Linked DNA regions of Mus musculus: regions 2, 3, 4 and 5 are each linked to region 1. The links are chromatin loops, found by intact Hi-C in ENCODE. Cell type or tissue: gastrocnemius. All regions are shown on one strand.

What was found. Hi-C counts contacts between places; a loop is a spot of excess contacts. Peaks named below come from ENCODE experiments on the same cell type or tissue, not always from the same donor. Only the 100,000 strongest peaks of a DNase experiment are listed, where the experiment ranks them.
Region 2: a loop joins it to region 1, with 3 times the contacts of the local background. A loop is called at or near these places in 29 of 42 quality-filtered maps.
Region 3: it touches region 1 in a loop (10-fold over the local background); 24 of 42 quality-filtered maps call a loop at or near these places.
Region 4: it touches region 1 in a loop (5-fold over the local background); 21 of 42 quality-filtered maps call a loop at or near these places.
Region 5: it touches region 1 in a loop (6-fold over the local background); 29 of 42 quality-filtered maps call a loop at or near these places.

What each region holds. Positions count from the first base shown.
Region 1 is chr15:36,707,116-36,711,115 of GRCm38, reverse strand. It overlaps Gm41296 (a long non-coding RNA gene), which reads left to right and starts at 1,498. Exons shown (of 3, transcript XR_875148.3): 1 at 1,498-1,643. In gastrocnemius, a CTCF peak has its summit at 2,492 (motif pointing right); a DNase peak (open chromatin) is centred at 2,488.
Region 2 is chr15:36,607,493-36,611,492 of GRCm38, reverse strand. It overlaps Pabpc1 (poly(A) binding protein, cytoplasmic 1), which reads left to right and starts at 2,520. Exons shown (of 15, transcript NM_008774.3): 1 at 2,520-3,179. The coding sequence starts at 2,987. In gastrocnemius, a CTCF peak has its summit at 1,936; DNase peaks (open chromatin) are centred at 2,382, 2,882, 3,069, 3,404 and 3 more places; H3K4me3 peaks cover 2,623 bases; H3K27ac peaks cover 2,848 bases.
Region 3 is chr15:36,177,970-36,181,969 of GRCm38, reverse strand. Spag1 (sperm associated antigen 1) reads right to left here. Exons shown (of 20, transcript NM_001359982.1): 2 at 3,367-3,519; 3 at 127-274. The coding sequence starts at 3,400. Among named protein-coding and RNA genes, the nearest start is that of Spag1, 3.2 kb to the right of the region's middle. In gastrocnemius, a CTCF peak has its summit at 2,283 (motif pointing left); DNase peaks (open chromatin) are centred at 2,364 and 2,587; H3K4me3 peaks cover 1,204 bases; H3K27ac peaks cover 745 bases.
Region 4 is chr15:36,165,711-36,169,710 of GRCm38, reverse strand. It overlaps a transcript of Fbxo43 not described here. Among named protein-coding and RNA genes, the nearest start is that of Gm22979, 2.1 kb to the left of the region's middle. In gastrocnemius, a CTCF peak has its summit at 1,847 (motif pointing left); a DNase peak (open chromatin) is centred at 1,832.
Region 5 is chr15:36,497,500-36,501,499 of GRCm38, reverse strand. No RefSeq gene overlaps it. Among named protein-coding and RNA genes, the nearest start is that of Ankrd46, 2.7 kb to the right of the region's middle. In gastrocnemius, a CTCF peak has its summit at 1,506 (motif pointing left); a DNase peak (open chromatin) is centred at 1,584; H3K4me3 peaks cover 642 bases; H3K27ac peaks cover 1,989 bases.

The sequences.
Region 1 (4,000 bases):
GTGAGTTCCAGGACAGCCAGGGCTATACAGAGAAACCCTGTCTCGAAAAACCAAAAACCAAGACCAAAAACAAAAGCAGTTTCCAATAGTCTCCTAAATGTGTGAGCACTGGGAGCTCTGCATTTGCTGGGGTTGGAAGGTCCGTCTGTGGCAGCTCATTTGATCCCTTCTCTTTCTACACTGGCTGTAGAAAACTATTTTTTGTCTATCTGGAAAAGCCATTTGTTTCAATATAAACCAATAACCAAATCCAATCTTTTCCATTTAAAAAAAGGAAAGAGTGAATTTTCTTAATATTTCTGTATTGAATGGCTTTCCAGGCACTGCAATTTATAACGGACTGAGCTAAATGTATTTATGGCTCCACAATCGTCCAAACACTGAAGTGATTTCATCCTTTAAGGAAATGGAGTAAAGATCCTGTCCATGGAGAAAGAGAACAAAAAAGAGCTTTGTTCACTGGGGCCGCTGAGGGGTAGCACAGTGCCTGTACCTGGTGCTTGTGTCCGAGAGTGGAGAGATGGGGGAGGGTCTTAAACCACACAGGGCCAGTCCTAGTGCTGTGGCATGACTCAGTAATTAGCAACTGTGCATGATACAGGCGTGCAAAATACAGAAACTATACAATAATGCAAAGTAAGCCAGACTCCTCCGCAAGCTGTGAGATCACAGACCTACACGGTGTAAGGAAAAAAATGACTTCTAAAAGTTGTTCTTTGGCCTTCGCACATATGCCATGCCAAGTTCATGCCTCTCCCCACAAACACAGTGAATTATTTTATTTTATTTTATTTTATTTATTTTGGTTTTTCAAGACAGGGTTTCTCTGTGTAGCCCTGGCTGTCCTGGAACTCACTCTGTAGACCAGGCTGGCCTCACAGAAATCCTCCTGCCTCTGCCTCCCAAGTGCTGGGATTAAAGGCATGCTCCACCATAAATAAAAAGACTTAAAGAAGTTCATGCATTCAGACTGATGTGGGGCAGTGAGCTGTGCACAGACAATGTGGTCCCTGGTCCAGTGCATGCTTTGAACCCCTGAGACCCGTGGGTGACTTATCACCTGCAAGAAATATCAGGTGTTTGGCCACGCCCCTTGGGCCCGGGAGTCCTTTCACAGCTACAGTCTCCCACAGCCTCCTGCAGAGAGGGGTGTGGCCATCAGTCACTTAGGGCAACACCCCAAGTCCCTGGTATTCTGTCTGGACTCCACCCCCACAGTTACCTGGCAACAGCCAGGTATGCTCCTCCCCACAGTTATATATGATATTACATAGATGTACATACACACACATATAATGTGTGTGTGAGAGAGAGAGAGCTACTACAGGGTACAGCTCACTTAGTGCTGAGAACTGAACCTATGGCTTAGTGCACACTGAGCATACGCGCCCTCTCAGCTGCACCTGAGCCTGTCAGATCTCAGAATCAGCACTTTCCACCCCACAAATGTGCTGCGCATCACAAATGTGTTCAAAAGCTCAGAACTCTCACACATCCACAGTGGTGGGGACCAGACGCATTCTGGATTTCTGCTTGTCCGACATTCTTTGTGTTCTGATTGGCAGCTGAAACCGCACACTGTTTCTTGGGGATGCTTCTCAGCAGCCATGCCTGCAATTAAGAGAGAAAAGCAATTCAATTTGGTAAGAATCATTTACTACTCTGGAGTGATAGTCCTTCGGGGAGTTGAATGTCAGATACAGATCAAATGGCTTCTATGGAAATGCAGGAAAGGTCTGGGGACCTTTTAAAGGACTAGAGATGGTGGCACAGGTTTGTGTGGTGTCACAATTGTCACTGGAGCTTAATGGTTTTTGCAAAGTTGTGTATTTTGTTTGGTTTTTGGTTTTGAGGCAGGGTCTCTCTAAATAACCCTGGCTGTCCCAGAACTCATTATGTAGACCATACTGGCCTTGAACTCACAGAGATCTGCCTGCCTTTGTCTTCTGAGTGCTGGCATTAAAGGAGTGTGCCACACCAGGCCCAGCCTCAAGCTGTGTTTTAGTCCACACACATGGGGAGGAGAGGAGGAGAAGAGAAAAGGCAGAGTCATTGAATTCTTCCAAGGCAAGACAGGTGCTAAGGCAACTGTCTGGGAGCCCTGCTGCAGATGCAAAGATTCTTCAATAACTAAGGCTTCTGTGGCCACGGCTCCCTCACCTTACAGTAGTTCTGGCACTTGATGCTAACAAAGTTATCTGAGTCTGTGGCTATTCTGTGGAAGGGAATTATAAAAAAAAAAAAAAAAAAAAAAAACAGAGGAGACTTGGAAAATCTATGCTAGTCTTAAAACCAAAAATAACCAGGTAAATTATTAATACAAGAAAAAACAAAGCTAAGTATGGATGAAGAAGTATACTACGTGACTGTCAATAACATTTATACAGAAGCTACACTGTGCCAGCTGTCAACACCCTGTCCCTTTGAGGACCCAGGGCCTTGGATCTTCCTTACAGCTTCCATGGTGCTTGGCAACACTTGGCCAGTAGAGGGCACTGCAGTGACACTACAGAGGATGGGCATCCTTCTAGGAGACAGTGCCTTTTGCTCCTAGGGTTTAGAGGTCAACCGTGAAGGCAGAAGAAGTGGAGTCATCCCTTCAGTCCGCAGCATGGACATTTTTCTATAGAATCCCCACACCTCACATGGCTCTTTAATAGAGGTGACCTTGCCAGTCCCTCCTGGCCACAAGCTCACTCATGTAGACCCTAGAGCATCCCTACCTGTGTAACTCCAGTCTGAGGCAGGAATGTCCCTGCTCAGCATCCTTCTAGTCTCTAGGAGATATTCCATGGTTTCTTTTCTTCTGTGACTGCTATAGGACCACTAAGAGCCTGTGTTGTAACTCTTTGTTGTAAATATGCTCCTACATATTACTGGTGGATTTTGTCTCCCAGAAATGAATTATTGTCTAACCCCAGTGGATGGAGTCACCTAGAAAGACGCGGGGACATAAAAGGAAAGAAATACCTTTTCTTAAGATCTTAGGTTCACATCTACCTTCATAAGAAAATAGATTAACAAGGGAGAAAAAAACCCCACAAAGTTATCCAATGTACTTCCTGTTCTGTGTAGTACGAGATCACCCAGTAATGGAGACTTAAGAAGGCAAAGAATGCTGTACCTATTTATGCTTAAGTTTAATGGAAGCCAGGACCAAAGTTGGTTTCTACTAATAGTAGCAGTGGCAAGTCCTATGTTGGGTAGCCTTTGCTGTGAGTGTGTCACCAAAGTCACAAGCAAGATGTTTTCTGCGTGGCCTCCCCAACAGCCACTGAGAATTATGCGAAGAAATATAATGAACTTCAGATGAACTTGAAGATATCACTATTCTAACACATTTCTGGAAAGTGGTGTGCGAATATAACATCTCTCTGGCTCTTGCTGACCTAATCTCTAACGGGGGGGGGGGGGGGAGCGGGACACTTATCTTTCTCTAAATTTGAGATAACCTATAACTTGTAGGAGTGTTACACAACTGATCAGTACTGACAGTTTTGTTTTCTTTATTGTTTTTAAATTTCTATTTATTTATTCTATGTGCATGAGTGTTTTGCCTGCACGTATGTCTGTGTACCACGTGTGCCTGCTGCCCATGAGGCCAGAAGGGGTCCCCTGGAACTGGAGTTACAGATGGTTGTGAGCTGCCATGTCAGGTGCTGGGTTCTGAACCTGGGTCCTCTGGAAGAGCAGCTGGTTCCCTTAACCACTGGGCCATGTCTCCAGCCCCCACCATGATTTTTCATGATTCTCAGTGTTTGAGAGTAGAGCTATGGCCCCAGTCAGCCTCAGGGGTTAGGCTAGGAACAAAAATGAGGCAAATGGTACTGCCTGGGTGGTAGCAAAGAAGAATATGCACACAGGGCTCAATCAACATGTCCCCACTGCATAAAAGTCACCCTCATTCCCAGGAGTCTCCATTAGGGCCTCTGTGTATCCTAGAGACAGCCCTCCCATCCTATCTCCCTCCATCAACTGCAACTTTAAAGTTGTGTGTGTG
Region 2 (4,000 bases), 100 kb after region 1:
AGAGACATATGCTCAGTGGGTAGCAGCACTTGCTCTCCCAAAGAACCCGAGTTTGATTTCCAGGACCCACACTAGGCAGCTCACACCCAACTCTATCTCCAGCTCCAGATCTGATACCCTCGTCTCACCTCTGTGAGCATCATTCATGTGTGGCATACACTCACAAACACACACTTTTTATTTTTAAAGGTAATCTTTTCTTTCAAGAGGATATGTAAAAAACAGTAGGTAAAGGTAGTGATTGTACCTGGTTTTAACTTTTGCTGCCATCTTTGCATATTACAACGGTCTTATGTTCATGTCCTTGGAATGTGTGCTCAGAGGAATATTGCAGGAGTTGGTTCTTACCTCCCATCATGTTGGGCCTGGGGAATCCAACTCAGGTTAGGCAGGGCAATAAACACCTTCACTGAGTTATACTGACAGCTTTCTCAAAGGCCTCTTCCGTTTTCATTTCGTTTTATATTGCTCTTTGCCTAGGAGCTTAAGTACTAAAATGATGTTGTTTTCTTTTAAACACTAACAATGGAATTTTCACTTTCATATTTTGAAGAAAAATTTTAGAATAGATTCTAATAGTAATATCCCACCTGATAAAGTGCTGGGATTCGATATTCACTACACCTTCAGGTTTATATTTATGGTGACCAGAAAAACCATTATTAACGTCCTGAGGATAAGAACTTTGCTTCGTTATCTTTACTTTAGGGTACCCAGCACACGATGGACATTCAATGACTATACTAATGGATTGATTTTAAACTACTTTCCTAGTAGACTGAACGGTGGTGTTTTGATGAATTATTGTTTTAACTAGAGCCTTATTTGAGTAAACAGATTTAGATTACATAGCATAATGTGTCTTCCTAAAGAACAGCCTTAAGCCGGGCAGTGGTGGTGCACCCCTTTAATCCTAGCAATTGGGAGGCAGAGGCAGGCGGATTTCTGAGTTCGGGCCAGCTTGGTCTACAGAGTGAGTTCCAGGACAGCCAGAGCTCCAGAGAAATCTTGTCCCGAAAAAACAAAAAAACAAACAAACAAACAAACAAAGAACAGCCTTAAATGATACTCATGTGTTAAGCATACAACATATTTTTCAAAACTGTTATCTTCCATCAATATGGGTGGGGAGGTGAAGATGGGGGAGAGGGGACAGCATCTGTGTAAGAGTCTCCGGACTTAAATTCTAACTGAGAAGAGTTATAACTAATTTACACTAGGCAATAGGCTAGGCTAACGATCATTGAAGAGCTGAGCAGTCATTTAACTTCTGACACCATTAACGGTAAAAATAGTACTATTTGCTTCACTTCCCACACATCATTGTCAAAGGATGTTTATAGAGGACTTCAAAAACTGTAAAACCTACTAAAGTGGAGTTTTTGGGTTGATGTAATGTCATTTCTACGAGTTGATATATTTGTGCCTATCAATCATTTATATTAATCCCCAAACCCTGGCATCCAAGAGCTAGATTAGGGTGGCCCTGACCTCAGAGATCTGCAAACCCCTCCTGCCTTTCCAAAGCTGGGTTAAAGGCGTGGGCACCACGCCTGGTGAAGTGGGTTAAAAGCGTGGCCAACCACGCCTAGTTAAGCAGGCTATCCAGGTTTGTTTGGGTAAGAGTGACAGATACCGAGTAATTATGAGAAACGCATACTTTAAAGGAAAAAAAATTTTTTTTTCGAGTCCTTTTTACCACTGTAAAAAATGTAGGAAGTGGCTAAGTGATTCCAACAGAACATCTTAAGCGCCAGACTCCCAACTGCCTTTATCCCATCCCCTCCCCTCCCCCTCGTCGGGGCCGCGGACCCGTGCTGGGTCACGCCCGGGACGGTTGGGGTCCGGTTGAGGTCAGCCAGCCCGCGGCCGTTGAGAACTCCAGCTCCCGGCAGGCACCGCTTCCGCGGCCCACGCGCGTGGCGGCGCTGCCCGCTGGGACTCGTAGTGCGGTCCGGGTAGGAGAACGAGGCAGTTACCCTGCCTCCTTCCGCGCACACCTAGGAAACCCGGCCGGCAAGGCTCACGCCCGCCCACCCGTTTCCAGCGCCGCTCGGGGGTGGGGGGCTAGCGAAGCAGAACCTCAGCCGGGGCGGAGGGAAGAGGCCGCCACTAGACGCGCACGTGGGGGGCGGTTGGCGCCCAGAAACCCGGAAGCCCCGCGCGCTGCCCACCCGCTGCGCTGACGGGTTAACGCTCTTTCGGGCGGGGGCGGGGCGTGTGCGCAAGGGGCGTGACCAGCGGCCGCGCCGAGGCCGCCCACTGGCCGTCCCGCCCTTTCCTGGCTTTGCGCAGCGGGAAGTCGGCCCCTGGCTGTGGCGCCTGCGCAGAAGCCCCGCCCCGCCTCGGGCCCAACCCCCACGCCCGCAGCAGCGGCAGCCGCCGCCACCTCTCCCTTCCTCTGCGCTTTCCTCCGCCTCCTCCGGCGCCGTCGCTCGCGTAGGGCCCTGGCGTCAGACGCGCGTGGGCGGGGCGAGTGCGGCGGGGGGTATAAGTAGAGGGTGCAGGAGGCGGTGCTTCCCCTTCTCCCCGGCGGTTAGTGCTGAGAGTGCGGAGTGTGTGCTCCGGGCTCGGAACACACATTTATTATTAAAAAATCCAAAAAAAATCTAAAAAATCCTTTGAAAAAACCCAAAAAAAATTTACAAAAAAATCCGCGTCTCCCCCGCCGGAGACTTTTATTTTTTTTCTTCCTCTTTTATAAAATAACCCGGTGAAGCAGCCGAGACCGACCCGCCCGCCCGCGGCCCCGCAGCTCCAAGCAGGAACCCAGAGACCGAGGCCTTCCTGCCGCCCGGACCCAGCACCGCCAGCCTCGCTCCCCCGGTTCCACGGCCGTTGAGTACGCGTCGATTCCGGTTGAATTTTGTCCCTCTGCGCTCGCCCCCGCTCCCCTCCCCCCGGCTCCGTCCCCCGGCCCCGCACTCGCTCTCCTCCTCTCACGGGAAAGGTCGCGGCCTGCGGCCCCGCGGGCAGCCGTGCCGAGATGAACCCCAGCGCCCCCAGCTACCCCATGGCCTCTCTGTACGTGGGGGACCTGCACCCCGACGTGACCGAGGCGATGCTCTACGAGAAGTTCAGCCCGGCCGGGCCCATCCTCTCCATCCGGGTCTGCAGGGACATGATCACCCGCCGCTCCTTGGGCTACGCGTACGTGAACTTCCAGCAGCCGGCGGACGGTGAGCGGCAGGCCGGAGGGTGGCGGGCGGGCGGCCATGCGGCCGGGGCGGCGGGCCTAGCGGGGCGGGCGAGGGGGCGGGAGGGCACGGCGCCGCAGCCCCTCGCGGGCCGGCACTTCCTCCTCTGCGACCATTTTCTCGCCATCGGTCGCTCTCAAACTTTAGGGCGATGACGCGCCCGGAGGGTGGTTGAGATAGCCTTCACCGCGCTCCCGCCACAAGCTGTGGGATTCGGGGGTTTCGAGTACCCTCCTGGAGCGGCGGGTGGAGGTACCCCTCCATCCCCTGCCCTGGCCCGGCAGTCAGGCCGGGGAGGAAGTACGATTCAGTGTTGGGAAATACCACGTGTTGAACCCTGTAACCTCACAGGCCCGAGGCCTGTTCCTGCCGGTGGCTCAATCGCTGGGAGGAGCCCTAGGCTTTAGAAGAAAGTTAAATAGGGTGATGCCTGGTGGTGGTGGTCCTTAGGGTCGTAAGCTCGTTCCTAATAGCACATCTCTGACCTGTGGACCAGGAAAGGCACCTTATACCATATATAATTGCTTGGGGTTTTCCCTAGATGAAGTATTCTTTAACCATGCCGTGGAGGAGGGGATGTGGAAGACTCTAGGGCACCAGACTCCTTGGCTCATTTTCAAACAAATTAGATCTTAAGTTTAATAGAAGTCGTTATTTAATGTATACATATGTATATTTTTTCTAAAATAGCACCTGTGGTTATGAATTTTAAACATGTTGACCAGTTTTGGTCCTAAATATTAGGGTAACCTGGATCAAATTATGCTGAGTTAATAGCATCCAACTAATGAAAGCTTCTTTGA
Region 3 (4,000 bases), 530 kb after region 1:
AATCAAACCAATCAGGGACCTATGTACTGACTTCAATATTTGAAAATTCCCCAACACTTCCATTGTTGATTTGTCTCCCTGAAGGCAATGGCATAAAAAGCATGAAATCATTTTTTAAATGCTTACCTCAGCACATAAAGAATTTTTTCCAGGTGTTTCACATCTGAACAGTTTTCAATATACTTGAAATCCAAATGTTCGATGGGAATTTTAAATGTTTTTGTTGTTCCAAAGCCCCACAATGATGGACAGTCCTTAGCCTTAGCAGTCATGGCTGAAACATAATGTAAAAAAACAGATGTGAATCTAATATACATAATTTAGCTCAATTATATATATCATATAACATTATCATATGTATGTAATAATATATATACACACATGTATATGTATATATGTATGTATATATAATTTAGCTCAATCTAGGTAGTCCTGAGTGATCTTAGAGGGAAATAAGCAGAGTGATTTTTTTTTTCCTCAAAGAGGAAGGTTGTCTGTTTTGAACTTTCCTCTCAATATTAACCAAGTCAAAATATTCATCATACATGTATTATCTAAGACTTCACCTTAAACAAGGCCTGACAGAACGATAAAACATTCGGGTGCAAAAACTACAGGTTATATAAAAATCAGGTTTGAGGGCTTCTTGATGAAGTAGAACTGCATGCTTCTGACATGAAGTGAAGCTGTCACTGGGTGCTAGAAAGTTAAGCCCTCCCACACAGATGTGGGCACAAGCGACAAAGCCTCCTGAAATGAAGTTGTGTATCTCAACAGGTTGGCACGTAACAGTCGGTTGCTAAGTGTGGGACTGAGGAGATGGCTCAGTGGCCGAGAGCAGAGCCCGGGGTGGACTGCCAGTGTCCACAGCAGTCCTGTCATTTCTCCTCCAGGTCATCTGGGGCTGTCTCTGGCTTCTGTGGACACAGGATGTGTGATGCAGACACACATGCAGGCACAATCTTTATATAATAAAATAGTAGTCTGTTTAAAACACTCTTAATTCCTTCCCCAAACTTAAAAAATCTAAAGAATTAAACAAAGACACAAAGTGGAGCCAGATGCCTTTAGCTCCAGAGTTTGGGAGCAGGCGGATCTTTCTGAGTTCTAGACCAGCTTGGTCTTCTTTTTTTTTTTTTTTAAAAGATTTATTCATTTATTATATGTAAGTACACTGTAGCTGTCTTCAGACACACCAGAAGAGGGCGTCAGGTCTTGTTATGGATGGTTGTGAGCCACCTTGTGGTTGCTGGGACTTGAACACTGGACCTTTGGAAGAGCAGTCGGGTACTTTTACCCACTGAGCCATCTCACCAGCCCCCCAGCTTGGTCTTCATATCAAGTTTTGGCCAGTCAAGGTTACATGGTGAGATCCATCTCAATAAACAAACAAAACAAAACAAAACAAAACAAAAACCCTATTTTTAAAAAGCTTTCAGATTTATAAAACTTTTGTATTCTGTCATGAAATCTCCACACTAACATAGATTTGGCAGAAAAACCAAACCAAACCCAGTTTTCCTTCTGTTGCTGGGACAAACACCATGACCAAAAGCAACTTGGGAAGGAGCAGGCTTATCTCATCTCACAGATTACAATTCATCACTGAATGGAGTGGGGCTGGAACTCAGGGCAAGAACATGGAGGCAGGAGCTGAATCGGAGGCCATAGAGGGGTGCTGCTCACTGGCTCACTTCCCAAGGCAGCCATCTTTCTTATAACTCCCAGGACCACCCACGGCAGGCTGGACCCTCCACCATCAATCATTAATCAGAAATACCCCACAGACTTTCCAATCTGATAGAGGCAATTCCTCAGTTTTAATTCCCTTTTGCCAGATGACCCCAGTTTGTGTCAATCTGACAATTAAAAACAAACACACAAAAAGCACATATTACAAACTTACGTTCACACTACGCAATAAAAGCACATTCATCAAGACTCACAAGCTTTTCTAAGTTCTTCTGAAGTATGTTTCTTTCTTTCTTTTTATTTCCCTGTGTAAAATCCTTAAACCTGTGGCAATTAGAAATGTTAGCTTTCTGGGCATTTAGATTGTTCTCGGGAGAATTTTTCCGTATTTCTTTTCAGTCTTTCTGTCTAAAAGCTTGATCATGGCTGGGTCTGATTTATTTGCCATCACCCTGCTCACATTCATTTCCTGTATTTCCTAATCAGTGTAGTAGTAATATCTCCTGTGCAAACTACCATAGCGTTTCCTGGTAACCCCAGTAACGTGAAAACTCAGCTTCTCCTACTCAGGCAGCCGGCGCCCTCTGCAGCCAGAAACGGAAGTGGCACGCCCCAGCCATGGCAACGGTTTCCAGGCACCGCCAGACCCAGGTAAAGTGTCTAGGACGAGCCTGGGAACTAGCTCTTGGGCCAACCTGCAAGCTTTGGCGCAGGGAGTCCTTCCTCCGGCTTGGGCTGGGGGCTGAAGCAGATGGCTGTCCCCAGGAAACCACAGTGCGGCAACTCCACCCCCGTGTGAACCACAGCGGTGGAAAGATCCAATCGCCTTCCCAGACTAGAAAGGACGTTCGTCGACAGTGTGCGTGTGCGGCCGCTTCTCCACGCCCCGAGGGTGCTCACCTGGGTCTCTGTAGCCAGCGGAGGATGCCGACCCGAGACCCGAGCCGGTGCCCAATGCGGCTGGGCGGAGACTAAGCCCTCTGACCCGCAATTGGCTACCCCTGCTGCCCGCTGATTGGCTTCACAGGCCGCAGCCAATTTCTGCCCTCACAGAGGGCAGACCCCCGCCCCCTTGGGATTTAGTCTGTTTTACAGTAAGTTAGAAGGTGTTTCTTTTTGCTTTGTTTTGATTTTTCGTGACAGGATTTCTGCGTGTAGCCTTGACTATCCTGGAACTCCCTCTGTAGATACGCCTGCCTCTCCCTCCCGAGTACTCGGATTAAAGGTGTGTACCACATACACCACTTAAAACGCTGTTAATAGACCGCTGTACTCCTAAGGGAAGTGGTGTCTAGTCCTACGTAACTGAAATACTTAATTGAAACGTCAGACTCTGTTGCACACTAGGTTTACTTATCTACCATCCTTTGAACAAGAATAAATGAAAGGCACATTTTCCTCTTTTCCTACAGCCACATTTCCTGAGAGGATGGTGAAGAGCAAGGTACCCCTTAGAGTGCTGGAGATACAAACATGATTGACAGAAGCAATTCAGATGAATAAAACAGTAGAGGTCGTTTTGTGGAGAAACTTCCATTTTAAATACATTTCAGATTTGGTGCCCAGTTCATAACAGGAATCCAATAAATTCTCCTTTTTAGAAAAGTCTGCAGGAAGGGGCCACTGTGGCTGGTATCAATTCCAATGCTCAACCCATTACATTTATATACTTACTTAGGGTTTCATGTTGGAGAATGCTAAACTGCATATTTATAGATGAAGACTCAATCTTTCGGATAATCCTTAAGCTGTCTCACTTATGTGAACAGCATCCAGACAGCAAAGCGAGTCTCAAGCAAACACCTGAACTTCCGAAGCACTGATTTCCTGCAGAGGAAAAACTGTAACAATCTGGAGAAAGGCTGTCATGCCATGCATGGGCTTGTAATTTTCTTTCCACACTTCATGTTTTCTTCTGGCTATACAATCTGTGCTGAATTGAAAAAGGTCAAAATAATCTGAAGACTGTGGGCAAGCAAAAAAAATATCTGTAGTCATAAAGAGACCAACAAAGAGATATGTAAAGAAAGGCTTAAGCCTGTAATCCCAGCACTCGGGAGGCAGAGGCAGGCGGATTTCTGAGTTTGAGGCCAGCCTGGTCTACAAAGTGAGTTCCAGGACAGCCAGGGCTACACAGAGAAACCCTGTCTCGAAAAACCAAAAAAAAAAAAAAAAAAAAAAAAGGCTTAGTAAGAGTTACACGGCTAACTCACAAGAGCCAACAAAGTTTATTCTTACAGAGCTCTTCAACAGCAAAGTATTTCAAGCTGTGCCTGGTAGTGTAGGCCTGCACTCCTAATTACCCAGG
Region 4 (4,000 bases), 540 kb after region 1:
TCAAACTTCTGGTCCCTTTGCCTCCACTTCCCAGATGCTGAGATTGCAACCGTGTTGTCACCATGCTAAGCTTATGTTAACCCCAACACTTCACATGCTAGGCACTCTACCAACCGAGCTTCATCCCCATCTAGATAACACTGAATTTGAGAAGAACATATACAGGGGAAATGCTGCAGAGGGGAGGATTGTCACTGCTGACCAAGGTAGGATGAAATGGCTTTAACAGAGACTTATTTGAAGAGACAGGAAGAGTACCATTTATTGTAGGTGGGAGTGTCAAACAAGTGGAGTTCATTGACTCCTTAGGTTACACAGGTACTTCCTTATCTTTACATGAACACCACATTTCCTCCAAAGACAGTTCTGTTTACCCCATGCCCCCACCCTGGCTGCTGATCCTACCAACTGAGCATGTTGGTCCAGGTTGTTCACTACCCCTAGCTATCTTCCAGAGTAACACAGTGGCTCTCTCTTTACTGCACAGTAACACAGTGACTGGCTCTCTACTGCACAGTAACACAGTAGTTCTTTTCTCTGCTGCACAGTAACACAGTAGTTCTTCTCTCTGCTGCACAGTAACACCGTGACTGGCTCTCTACTGCCTAGTAACACAGTAGCTCTTCTCTCTGCTGCAGAGTAACACAGTGGCTCTCTGCTGGTCTCCATGCCACCACCCTTACTTCTTTCCATCCTATACATCCTTTTCTCTAAGATGCTCTGCACTGTCCATGGGTAGATATCAGTCTTAACATTCATTCATCCACAACTCTTGAGACTGATCTGTTTCTTCTTAAGAACTTTTTTTCACCAGCCCTGTCCGCCAGTGCCCTGGTTTCCAGGTGCATCATCATCATCATTACCACCACCTATATGAACTCTGAATATATAGCTATGTCTGGCCTGGAACTCACTGTGTAGATCAGGCTGGCCTCAAATTCACAAGAGATCTGTGTTTGCCTCTGCCTCCCAAATACCTGGATTAAAGGTATGTACCACCACTCTTGGATAAAGATTATTTTTTAAGTAATAAATCTGCTTTTGATTGATTCAGATAAATTCTACTAAAGGAGGATCAGTAATCATTTCCTTTAGTATCAGAAAAAAACAAGGCATTATGTGTGGCTGGCAATAAAATGCAGTCTTTTATATTTCATGTCTTTCCTTTAGCTTTGACTTTGTTGATGCTGTTGCTCATGGCCTTTTCCTTGGAAGTGTTTTTTAACTGATTCCAGAGACCCCAGTTGGCCTTGCTTTGGGGTCCAGCATCCCTGTCTGCTCTCAGTTTATCTGTTCTGCTGCCCCTGTCACTTGTTGATGTGGCTAGAGGGGGATGGTATCTCATCCTCTGCAGCCCAAGGACCCAGCAGCTTCACTCCTTCAACAGGTTGTCACACTCACCCTGAAACAGGCCATCAGCATCACTCAGATCCCTGAGAGCCCCAGGGGAAAGGAGTAGGGACAACAATGTCTGTAACGAGTGATTAACAGCTTTTCTAATGTGCCTAACATTTCCTGTCCTTGCATGTTTAGTTCAGGGTTCCCTGTTGTCTGCCCTCCTATTGCTACGCACCCATCAAAATCCACTTCACCTTATGGTGCTTACAGGTCAGCACTGTATCTCTCCTCTAGTGGATTAGATGTTCCTTTGTTCCACTGTTGAACTCCATTACAGTATTGCCCTGTCCTGTACCAGTGTTACCAGTCGGATGGCTGGGATCTTCTTACTCAGATAGAAACTATAAGCAGCAAAGACAGACCAGCTTGTCAAGGGCTGGCCTTTGCCGCTTTGCTTTCTGAGCAGATTTGAGCAACAGCTGCAGACCAGGAAGAGCAGCAAGTGGTGCCATCTAGTGTTAGTTCTCCTACAGGCCTTGCATAGCCTCACGCTTTGCTCTATGGCCATCAATAAGCTCCACAAATATTAGACTTGGTTGTAGGATGTGGAAGTCTGGACTCCTTAGCCCCCAAAGGTGGGCTACGATTCTCAGGATCCAGGTGCATCATCATTACCACCACCTATATGAACTCTGAATATATAGCTATGTCTGGCCTGGAACTCACTGTGTAGATCAGGCTGGCCTCAAATTCACAAGAGATCTGTGTTTGCCTCTGCCTCCCAAATACCTGGATTAAAGGTATGTACCACCACTCTTGGATAAAGATTATTTTTTAAGTAATAAATCTGCTTTTGATTGATTCAGATAAATCAATCTTGACAGCTCTCTAGAACTCTTCAGCCACCAGGGCCTGCACAGCCTTACTGTATCCTTCCAGCCTCTCCTCACCGTCTCTACCTCCCACTCATATTGTCCTGCTCCTGCTGTGCTCTGGAAATCTTCAGCTGACCCTTCTCTAGCTGCCAAGCAGTCAGCCACCTTGCCATGCTGCTTAGCTGCTCGGCCATCTCTGCTGCTTCTTGCTGCATATCAATTTCCTCCTATCAGCTGCATTCCTCAAAGCAGGCAAGGGATGAGTGAGATGGCTCAGTAGGTACAGGTGCTTGTCACCAGGCCTAAGAAGCCAAGCTTAGTCTTTGAAACCCACACAATCAAAAGAGAACAGACACTGTTGGGTTTTACTATGACTGTCCTATGCTCTCGAGAGCGCACACGCACACACACACACACACACACACACACACACAAAGAATCTAAAAAATATATAAATAAATGAATAAACGTTAGAAGCAGACAAGAGGACTTTTATTGAGCTTTTTCCCATTACAAGAGCAGGAGAGCATCGTAACAGAGTGTTTCCTAGGCATCCCACCAAATAAAATCAAATACCCTGCTCATATAGCCAGAGGAAGGGTATGTAATGCCAACACAGTATTACGCGTTTAGATCCAGTCAAAGGAGTCTCTGTTAGGTCTCTGGTTGGGGGGCACTACTCCCCTGGCTTAAATGGAAGTGGTTTGAGGGTCAATGAGAGTTCATTAAGGCTTGGGATAGCAAAAAGTGCAGGGGAAATAAACCTAGGAATGATACTGGATGAGGTGGTTGTGTAGATGCTGGTAAAGACGTGAATGTGACAGCCTATCAGGGCAGCAAGGAAGAGTGCAGTAGCTTCTAACTAGGGAGTCAACCTCCTCAGGAATCTTTATCTACAGGAAAATGAACATGGGGAGTGCTCACTATCAGAGATTACACAAACACAGTGGTTTTAAACATTTTTAAATGTGTATCTTTGTGAATATATGCCATGTGTGTGCGAGTGCCTGCAGAGGTCAGAAAAGGGTGTCAATTCCCAAAGTTGCAGTTCTGGGCAGTTGTAAGCAGTGTGGTAAGGGTGCTGGGAACAAAACTCAGGTCCTTTGAAAGAGTAGCAAGTGCCCTTATCAGCTGAGCTGTCAAATTCTAACTGGTTTAATGGTTAGCACCTGCCCAGTGCCCTAGGGAGTGAGGGCACTCTCACCTGTTTATAAACAAGCCTCATTAAGAAACTGTGCCCTGTTCATCTTTGCATGAATAGCATGTAGCTTGAGCTTACTTTTGAGTTTGGGTATTTTAAGCCTATTTGTCAACGCTAAGGAGAATCCTCAGAGAAGAGGGTAGTGGTTGTTACTAGCTTAAAGGTGGCAGCTGAGGTTCTGATTGAGACCTGTGTCAATTTGGAGAAGATAAAACTTTGAACACTGCCTAGGTGGAATGTCTTGTTGCAGTGGTCCCAGGAAGAAAAGAGTCTCTGCTCGGAGAAGACCAGCTAGACAGGCGATGGGGGTCAGGCTGTGCATTCTTGGAACACTGAATGAAAGCCAAGACTTTAAATGTATTTGGTGTGATAGGTTCTTGGCTGTTTCTGATCCCTAAAAAGGAATGTCTGAAACCAATAAACACAGTCACTCATTTATTCATAACTTTTGTTTTGTTGGTTTTTTTTTTTTTTTTTTCAGGTCAGTGGCTATGTAGCTTAGGCTGACCTGAAACTTGGTATGTAGACATGGCTGGTCTCTATGGAGATCCTCTGCCTCCTGACTGCAGAGACTATAGAGGTGTGA
Region 5 (4,000 bases), 210 kb after region 1:
TTTTTTCTTTTCCTATTTCTTAATCCTTCCTTGTGAGCTAGAGGATGTACCCAGGGTACATCTTTGGGGTTCTTAAAAAAATCTGCAGTCACTGTTAAGGGTCACATTTTGGATGTGAGCAACAGGTTGGAGCAACAAATATATAGGCTCAGAGTTGCCTCTCAGGCTTGCCCCATCTCCCCCTACAAACCAGTCAGAGGTTCCATTCTTCCTGGTCAGGAACATGGGTTTTGAGGACGTCTCAGTCTGTTTGTGCAGAAAAAGCCTTCCCTTCTGACTCTCAGGTGAACAGACCTCGGCTTCACCCTGTCAGTGAGGTCACAGTATTATAAAAGTGGAAATGTAGCAGAGGACCAGCGTTTTGAAAGGACTGCATGGCAGAGGCCAGCTCAGGCAGGACTAAAGAATGCCTTTGCTTCTGTGTAACGGTCACTGGGAGTGTGTGTTGAGATTATGGGGAGAGTTAAGGCTGCTATGCAGTAAATCTTCAGTTCTGTTGGAGTCCCTGCGCTGAGCTCAGCTTCACACTTAGGCTGAAGTGAGCCCTCTGACAACCTAGAGGACTGGAATGTTCTGAGCTGCTCACTGAGCAGACGTCCCCAGGCTTTGGGGGACCAGTGGGAATCTTTAGCTTTTTCTGTGCCCAGACTTAACAAGCATCGGGGAATAAACTCAGGCCAGCAGGTTTGGTGGCAAAAGAACTTTTGGCAGCCAGTTGTTGGTTATTGATCCTCCAACACTCCTTTCTAAACCATCCCTGAGCAGCTGGTACAGTTGCATAAGGCAGCTCCCAGAACAAACCCTTTATCTGATCAACACGCACAGTAGTTCTGCACTCCCACAGCCTGGCAGCACAGTCCCCTGAGCAGGGTTTGCAGGGTGTTGGCTGTTGAGCAACTGTGGGAGGGAAGGAAATTACTGCTGGACACTATCTGTGTTTCTGTGGAGTGCTCATTTCCTCTGAGTGAAAGCCGGGATGGCTTTGGGTGGCTCTCGGTGCTTCTGGCATGGCAAAGAAAAACAACCATCTCCTTTCCAGGCTTTCGGCTTCATCGTTCTTAATTAAAACAAACAAACACACACACACACACACACACACACACACACACACACACAAAATCAAGTTGCAAGATGTTTATTTTGTAATTAACAAGGAAAAGAACTCTTATTTTGAAAGTTTGGCTTGCGACACTTTCTAGTTGTGTTGGTTCTTGGAAGAAAATGTTCTTGTGTTAGTTCTTGGCTTTGAATTTTTCCTCAGTTTTGAAAAAGAAAACTGATGTTGCCTGGCACATATATTTATATGGGTTTAAGTGTTTCAGACTGTTAGGGGATGGAGATTGATCCAGCCTAGTGCCAATGAATACATGCTATAGTATGGCGTTCGGTCAGCTCAGTCTGTGGTTCTGTCTGAGAACCCAGGGACCTTTGCACCTATTTCACTGTTAGTTACCAGACCTGAGACTTGTGGGAGCCACGCTTTTCAGGAGCATATCGCCCTCTCCTGGTCAATATATAGTACTACAAGAAACAAACAAAAAAAGACCTGGAACACGACTGCAGGGTCTCTTCATGTAGCCTTGGCTGTCATACAACTCTGTAGACCAGGCTGGCATCAAACTCACAGAGGCCCTTCAGCCTTTGCCTCCTGAGAGCTGGGATTAAAGGCATGCACTGTTAACCCTGCATTAGGAGGGACCTCTTTCTTTACAAGTCCTGAGTGTTTTTTAAAAAACACTTCAGCATTCTGAACACATCTCTTTCTGCACAGAGAACTGGTTCTGACTAGAGGATTGTATTCTTCAGACTAGGGTCCCCATTTGTATTTTTAAAAGTCTTCTGCATTTTCTGAGACCATGTAGGAAGGCTTAATCAGCACAACCTAGACTTTCATTTCCTGCTCTGAGCAATCTTCTGTCCTCGCCTTGCTTGGATCTAACTCGGCCTTCTCCACCCAGCCCTGTTACACATTCGGATTCCTGGAGCAGCAGAAACACAGCCGCCCACACTCCGCTCTTGTACAACTTTGAATCGGTCTTGACTGGGCGCAGGTGATTTTAAAGTTCCTGGGGTGATTCCACTGTGCCACTCGGTGGAGACCCACTAAGCAAATAATCCCCAATGCAGCCCACGTGCCCATCCTCTTGTGGAGGTGCTGAGAATTCAAGGGTAAACGTGGGACTCTGTAACACAGATCGATCCTTCGCTATCACCACAGGAGCCATACACGTGGTGCCCTCTAACTCCGAAGAATAAATATGGAGTCTCAGAATAAACATTTATCCAAACACATCACTGCTGTCTTTTCCTCAATGGAAAAGGCTCCTTTATTCCATTATCTTATCCCAGTTGGAACTTGCAACCAAATGTATCTGTGGTGACGAATACACAGAGGGACGTTTTCCTGATTAAAGTCTAAGATCAGACACAGATGGCAGCCTTTAAATGTCCGCTTCCCCACAGTCTCCAGAACCTACACACATGCAGCTCTGCGTAGTGTCTTAGTTTCTTTCTCTGTTTCTGTGATAAAGAAAGGTGACAAAGAAAGCTTGTGGAATGAAAAGCTTAGTTTTGGCTCATAGTTCAGGGCACAGTCCATCTCTTCAGAGAAGCTGTGGCCATAAACGCTTGAGACAGCTGGTCAGAGTGCATCCACAGTCAGGAAGTGGACAGCAACGGGTGCCTGCTTCTGCTCAGTTCCCTTCTCTGTGGACACAGGCCAAGGTCACAGCCAGGGAATGGTGTTGCCCGAAAAGGATGGGTCTTCCTAGTTCAGTTAATGTAACCAAGATAATGCTCTCCAGGCCCACCCAGGGCACCTCCTGGGTGACTCTAGACGCCATGTAGATAGTGTCACTCCAGGGAAAGGGGACTTTTCGAGAGTGATCATCCAAACGAGGGTCCTGAGATGAGGAGATCATTCTAGAGCATCTAAGAGTCTCCCACAAAGCACAGGAGTGTGATAAGATGTGAGAGAAAGTCTGAGAAGATTCTGGCATGGAGGCGAAATCCAGGGAAGAGAAAAGGCATCGAATGGAGGAATGGCCACAGCAGGGGGACAGAGGTGGCTTTAGAAGCTGAGTAAGGTAGGGAGTTTCTGAAGAGCCTCGAAAAGCAATGTAGCACTTGGATTTTAGCAGGGTGATAACACTGTGCGCCTTCCTGGCATGTAAAATGACTAAATATAATCTTTGATTTATGGTCACTCCCATTAAGTATCAAGATATTGCTGGGATATAAAAGTATCATCTATGAAGATGTTCAGTCTTCACTGTGTCAAGTCCGCAGACATGGGGACAAGGATTCAGAGAGCACAGGCAACTCACAGTCCATTTCCTTAATCTCCTCAGAGGAAGAAAAAAAGCTGCCTTCACAGTCCTTACATTTTCCCCATTGATCAGAAGCCATAATTCGTGAAGAAGAAAAGATAAATTAGAATACAATCAATAAACTCTCAAGTTGTTTGATACACCAACCGGGGAAGAATAAATTGTAAGAATAGAATTATCATTTAAATTACCCAATGATTTGGCACAGTGCATGGGCATATATGAAGATATTATGGACTTAGCCACTGACAAATTGATTAATGTATCCCCAATTTACAGAATATTTATAGTCAGTCACTGCACAAGTAAATGTTAAATAGCTAAAGATGATTGGCAGCCCTGGGGATGGCTGAGCTCACCCTGCCCTGGTGTGTGGCCTGTGTGTGTATATGTGCACAGGCCCATGCATTCACAAACATGAGTGTGCAAACACTTAACATGCACTTGCACATGGAGACCAGAGGTCAGCCTCAGGTGACATACCTTAAGAGCCAATCATCTTGATTTTTTTTTGAGAGGACTCTCATTAAAGCCCATGAATAGCCCAGGCTGGCAGACTGGTCAGGGGGACCACTGAGACCCAGCTATCTCCTACTAGCCAGAACTTGGATTACCACATGCCAGCATGCTTGGCTTTTTATGTGGGTTCTGGGGTGACTTCAGGACCTTAT